2 separate regions of the Homo sapiens genome follow, and region 1 is linked to region 2. A link is an interaction called in ENCODE POLR2A ChIA-PET data of the cell type or tissue named here. Cell type or tissue: PC-3. All regions are shown on one strand. Each heading gives the region's core, and the rest is flanking DNA. Links, peaks and the distances in the headings are about the cores only.

Region 1 (2,929 bases), core at 258-2,757, 120 kb after region 2:
GTTTGTAATGTCTTCCAGCACCTCCAGTTTTCATACAAGAACCTGCTGATGTGTCTATGGAAATTGGCTCAAATGTGACATTACCTTGTTATGTTCAGGGTTATCCAGAACCAACAATCAAATGGCGAAGATTAGACAACATGCCAATTTTCTCAAGACCTTTTTCAGTTAGTTCCATCAGCCAACTAAGAACAGGAGCTCTCTTTATTTTAAGTAGGTTGAAGGAAATATATTTTGTACGAATATGTACTTTTATGTTATATATTTATGTTTTATACATAGGTATTGCTATTTAAAATAGTATATTAATCTTGCCAACACATTTTATGTTCATTGCATTTTACTTTGAAATAGTACTGGCATTTTATATTCGGGAATTGTCATAAATGAGTTATATTTTATTCAAATGTATGTCATTAATTTATCATAAGGGCTTATGAAACAATATGACTTCTTCATATCTTACCATTTCTTATTGCAAATAGAGTCATCTGAGCCTTTACATAGATAAGTGGTCACATTACCTTGATTCTTGTAACAATTGTTGTATAGAAAGATAAAATATTACTATTAGTTAACTTTATTTATTTTGTCAAACAGTACATAACAACATAGGGATGCCTTGGAATCTCCTTTATTAAAAGCTGTATCCACCTGAAGCAAAAGATCCCTGCCACCCCCACAAAAGTCAAATACTTTCTTATCTAAAAATTTTATAAGCTATTCAGTATTCAGATATTTGGAAGCACCTTCTATTTTTTCAAATAATGCTAAGAATAATTGCATGGTGTTACCAGAGGAGGAAAAGCATTTAGATAATTAATTGCATTTTTAAAAATAATGGGATGTTTGGGGTATTTTATAGAAAGCTTTTAATCAGTTACTGCTAAGTTAATTATTTTAATTATTTTTATTTTTATATTTTGGGTGGGTACGGGTTCTCATTCTGTTGCCCAGGCTGGAGTGCAGTGGCATGAACTTGGCTCACTGCAAACTCCACCTCACAGGTTCAAGCAATTGTCCTGCTTCAGCCTCCTGAGTAGCTGGGATTACAGGTGTGAACCACCATACCCAGCTAATTTTTGTATTTTTGGTAGAGATAGGGTTTTACCATGTTGGCCAGGCTGGTCTCGAATTCTTGACCTCAAATGATCCACCCACATCGTCTTCCCAAAGTACTGGGATTGCTGTCGTGAACCACCATGTCTGGCCCAAGTTTATTAACAATATTAAATATACATTGGCCACTTAAACTTCCAGATATAAATTAAATTGTCTAATAACAAGTGCTTCAGTGTTCAGCTCTGTGGTGAGCTCTGTGGTGGACAGATTCAGATATAGGGTCCCTCACTCAGGTAGTTTGCAGTCCATTCTCTGAGTGGATGCCCATGAAAGGAGCTACTGGGAAGTACACATCAGATTGGGTCAGATTGTGCATGACTTGAATGTCCAGGTGAAAAAATGGATTTGATGAGCTAGAAGTTAGAGAGCCCCATTCCAAGTTTGATAGGCAGGAAAAGGTACATGAAAGTACTGTTTCAGAACAACACCGCTACAAGATAGGAAGAGAGATGAGAGAAAGGGAACATTGAAAAGCTCAAAGAGTGATGATGAGAAACAACCCAGATGTTGATAAAAAGTGAGACCTGAAAACAAATTGATTAAAGGAGACAAAAGAAAAGGAAGAATAAAAGAGCTCAATATCTTGAGCAACAGTTGCCTAATTGTCGAAATTAAATTGTCTGGAAGGAAATTAGTAATTAGAAACTTGGTTCTCATGGTATGTTGTATTTCTACACAAATTAGCCCAAGAATTCGTAATATGAAAAATATCCCAGTTAGAACTAATGTATGATTTATTAATGGGGTGGTTTGCTGAATTTTTATTTCCAAATGAATGTTTGCTATTTAGAGTAGATGCTACCTTAATTTACCAGATGCAGTTCTACAATTAGATGCATATGGTTAGCAGAGGAGTAGAAACTTTGTCATGGTTCTTTATCTGAGATAGTATGGGACTATGGATGCTGGAAAGCTGCACTTTTCTCTGTTCAAATCTTATCAATAGATTAAACTGCTCATTTTGGTTCATATATTTACAAGATTATACCCATTCCCCTATTTAAAATCCTCTCCTTCCTTCCTGATTGCTCACAAGACAAAACCATACTCTTGAGAATGTACCAGCCCACCTCTTCAACTTCAGTCTCCTGACTATCCCCACGCAACCTATAACTCAGTAGTCCCCATCCTCATGGCTCCAATACCCTCTTTAATTACAAATATTTTGTAATATCATTTTATTATCTTGAAAAATTCTATATATTTGATCTAACTACATAATAAAAATTATTTTAATGTCTAACACATACAAATGAAAAATGAGGGAAAGTAATTTATACTAAAATAATGCATATTTCAATACGTAAATACTCTGGCATTGTCTACAGAATATGAAGATACATTTATGTGGCATCATTATGAATTCAATAGCTCAAATGCAGACTCATGCAGGAGTATAGGATTGATGACTCAAAAACTCCAAGCTGGTGAAGTGATTTTCTAAGATGATGTGCAATTATTACTAAAGTTCTGTCTTTCTTCTGCACATACAGAATTAGGTTGCAGACTCATGTAGTTACAAACAAAGTTATGAAATACACACATTTCAGTGGGAGCTTCAAAGTCGTGCTGGACTTGGGATAATTGTTTCTTTGCGAATCTGGCCCATGTTTCACCTCTCTAGTTTTTACCCACTGAATGCCAGCAGACTTCTCCAGTCATTGCATCAACTAAAAAATCTCCCCTGCAAACTTCTAACAGGGTGGTGGTGCAGAGCACCACCATTGATGGTGCAGCTTTCCATTCTTTGTACAGGCCATGATTTTTCTAGTCATGCTCTTGCCTTTGTAACCGATTAGAACTGGAC
Region 2 (2,929 bases), core at 111-2,610:
ATTCTAATTTGTTTTATATTTGCTTCGATGCAACTTTAAATTTGATTCAATGTAATTTAATGGTTTTCACATGTACATCCTGTTTTCTTGGTAAAAGAATTGCACAACTGTATTTTAAGAAAGAGAGCTGAGAGTTGTAAAATTTTGTTCAGCTTTAGACTAGGCGTGGTGGCTCACGCCTGTAATCCCAGCACTTTGGGAGGTTGAGGTGGGTGGATCATCTGAGTTCACGAGTTTGAGACCAGCCTGGCCAACCTGGTGAAACGCTGTCTCTACTAAAAAATACAAAAATTAGCCAGGCATGGTGGCGGGCACCTGTAATCCCAGCTACTCGGGAGGCTGAGGCAGGAGAATCTCTTGAGCACCAGAGGTGGAGTTGCGGTGAGTGAGATCGCGCCACTGCACTCCAGCCTGGGCGACAGAGCTAGACCCTGTCTCAAAAAAAAAAAAAAAAGGAAATTTTTTTTTGTTCAGCTTGAAACTGAGTTGCATACCTAAATTTTACAGGTAAGGGACAGATTACACAAATAAGACATTTCACACATGGGTGTTCCCTGTGAAAAGGATGTAGTCTGACTTTGAAACTAAGCGCAAACTCTAGTAGGTTATACTCATGTTAGAATAAGGGTAAATATTGTAATGCCAATAAGAATTATTTTGAACTTAGTCATGAGTCTATAAAAAAGTTTCAATTTTTATTGCTTAGACTTAGGCATCTGGAAAACAACTGATATAAAAACGAGTTCAATGAAAAGACGAGAATAGAAGAATTGAAATAGGTTGACTAGAAGATAAATGATAAGGCATGGGAGCATGCTTGCTCTGAGATTAACATTCTTGGGTCTCTCTGGTCCATCATTTGATGTAGATTTTCCCATTAGGATTCAAACAGGGACTTCATTTTTTTTCCAACTCCTCTCACAGTTTAAAGTTTCAGTTTATTCCAGTGCCGTTCCTACACTGTCTTGTATTTAGAAAAGACAGCAAGATAATCTGTGTTTTACTACTCCCTTGAATGATAAGATTTCTATTCATTCTTATTTAATCTTGTTTTCCAGGAATTCATTTTGTAAACATAATTATCACCGTAACTCTGAAGTTACAGTTTTTTAAAAATATTTTTTATTCCAGGAGCAACATTTACTGTGAAAGCTCACATGCTTCTGTTTTTCTTAGTACACGTTTTTCTATCTGAAAGGTCTTTGGCAATTTAGTAAATTGTAGGTATCAGTAGAATTATAAAGATAAAATGTCAATCAAAATATTGAGCAGGACTGTGCATACTGATACTAATTATCTATATTTCAGGGTTCAAATAAAAGCACAGGTTAACAAACTCAGACCCTTTCTAAAATGTATTTAGGGAGCTGTCTAATTCTATGCATTATACAGTTCATCTCCATTATACCTTTCATTTGTGTGTGTGTGTGTGTGTGTGTGCATGTTTCTGTGGTTTTAGGAAATATATTTACATAGCCATGTTGGTTTTATCATGTTGATTATTCATCCTGACTGTATGCCAGGACAGAGAGGGGTGTGGGGGAGAGATCAAACATAGGGGGAGTTAGCTTTATACACTTGTACTTTTAGAAGGTTTAGTTCTGGAATTGTATTACTCGAAATGGGATGGGCTAGGCTTAAGTCAAGCTCAGGCTGAGTATGTTAAGTGTACCTCGAATATGTCAAGATTGCTTTGCAAAATCTTTCACCCATGTACTCACTAGTCATTTATCCATTCATTCATCAAACAACAATGGAACACCTACTAAGTACTTCAAAAAACAGAGATCTAGTAGGAGGAAATATAAATTATAATACATCTTATTGAATACCACAAAAGAAGAATAAACAATATTCTGTAGGTATCTAGAAGAATGGAATTTTCTTCCTCTGATTATACAGTGTCTCTGAAAGCTACTTGCTTATAGTCACAGAAGTTCAAGAAGATAATAAAATGCCTCACAGGAGTTTGCATGAATTTTCAGGCCAGGCATAATTAAGTTCAAATCTCTGCTTTTTCACTTACTAGTTGTGTGACCCTGAGAAAGGATTTTCAGAAGTTAGTACTCCGTCAATAAAACATGTTAAAAGTGATACTTACCTTATCCATTGATGTAAAGAATAAATAACATAGTGTTTGTGACAATACTCTCTCAGCACTTGGCTCAGAGTAGACATTTATTGAATTAACACAGGTAAAGTGTCTTATTACCGAGAAAAGTACTGATTAAATCAAGAAGACCTTCTATAGATTTAAGTTCTTCAGTTGTAAGTTCTTCCATCATAAATGTTTATGGATTATGATTTTACATTTCTTCTATTTGGTATTCAGGTCAAAATGAAACTGCGGCAGACGTTTAAAGGATTTATTTTATTTATTTATTTATTTATTTTTTGAGACGGAGTCTTACTCTGTAGCCCAGGCTGGAGTGCAGTGGCATAATCATGGTTCACTGCAGTCTCCACTTACCCAGAGCCTTCTGAGTAGCTGGGACCACGTGCCAGCTATATGCCTATATGCCACCACACCCAGCTAATTTTTTTTTTTTTTTTTTTTTTTTTTTTTTTTTTTTTTTTTTTTTTTAGAGACGGGGATTTCCTCTGTTGCACAGGCTGGTCTTAAGCTCCTGGGCATAAGAGATCTGCCCTCTTTGGCCTTCCAAACTGCTGAGATTACAGATATGAGCCACCATGCCTGGCCAGCAGTAATTTTTTTTTCTTAAGTTTGGAAATAAAACTTACAAGAGTTTGTTCTTATAGTTTCAGTCACATTTCCATTACTTCCAATTTTTAAATCAGCTGACACAAATCAACCTACAGTCTCTGACTTTGTGAGGCTTATTTATAAAAATGAACAATTTTAGCAATGCTTCTGCAGCCTAGTCCTGTTCTGCCAAAGCTAAACTGAAAGATCAGAAAGTCCGTTGAT

What was found. Peaks named below come from ENCODE experiments on the same cell type or tissue, not always from the same donor. Only the 100,000 strongest peaks of a DNase experiment are listed, where the experiment ranks them.
Region 1: POLR2A ChIA-PET joins it to region 2 with 13 read pairs; 2 of 35 experiments call an interaction of 5 or more read pairs at or near these places.

The regions. Positions count from the first base shown.
Region 1 is chr1:185,977,769-185,980,697 of GRCh38, forward strand. HMCN1 (hemicentin 1) reads left to right here. Exons shown (of 107, transcript NM_031935.3): 16 at 19-213. Among named protein-coding and RNA genes, the nearest start is that of HMCN1, 240 kb to the left of the region's middle. In PC-3, for the core only: no CTCF peak of the experiment used is centred there; no DNase peak of the experiment used is centred there.
Region 2 is chr1:185,856,050-185,858,978 of GRCh38, forward strand. All of the region lies in intron 2 of HMCN1 (hemicentin 1), which reads left to right. Among named protein-coding and RNA genes, the nearest start is that of HMCN1, 120 kb to the left of the region's middle. In PC-3, for the core only: no CTCF peak of the experiment used is centred there; a DNase peak (open chromatin) is centred at 1,522; H3K4me3 peaks cover 1,458 bases; H3K27ac peaks cover 2,264 bases.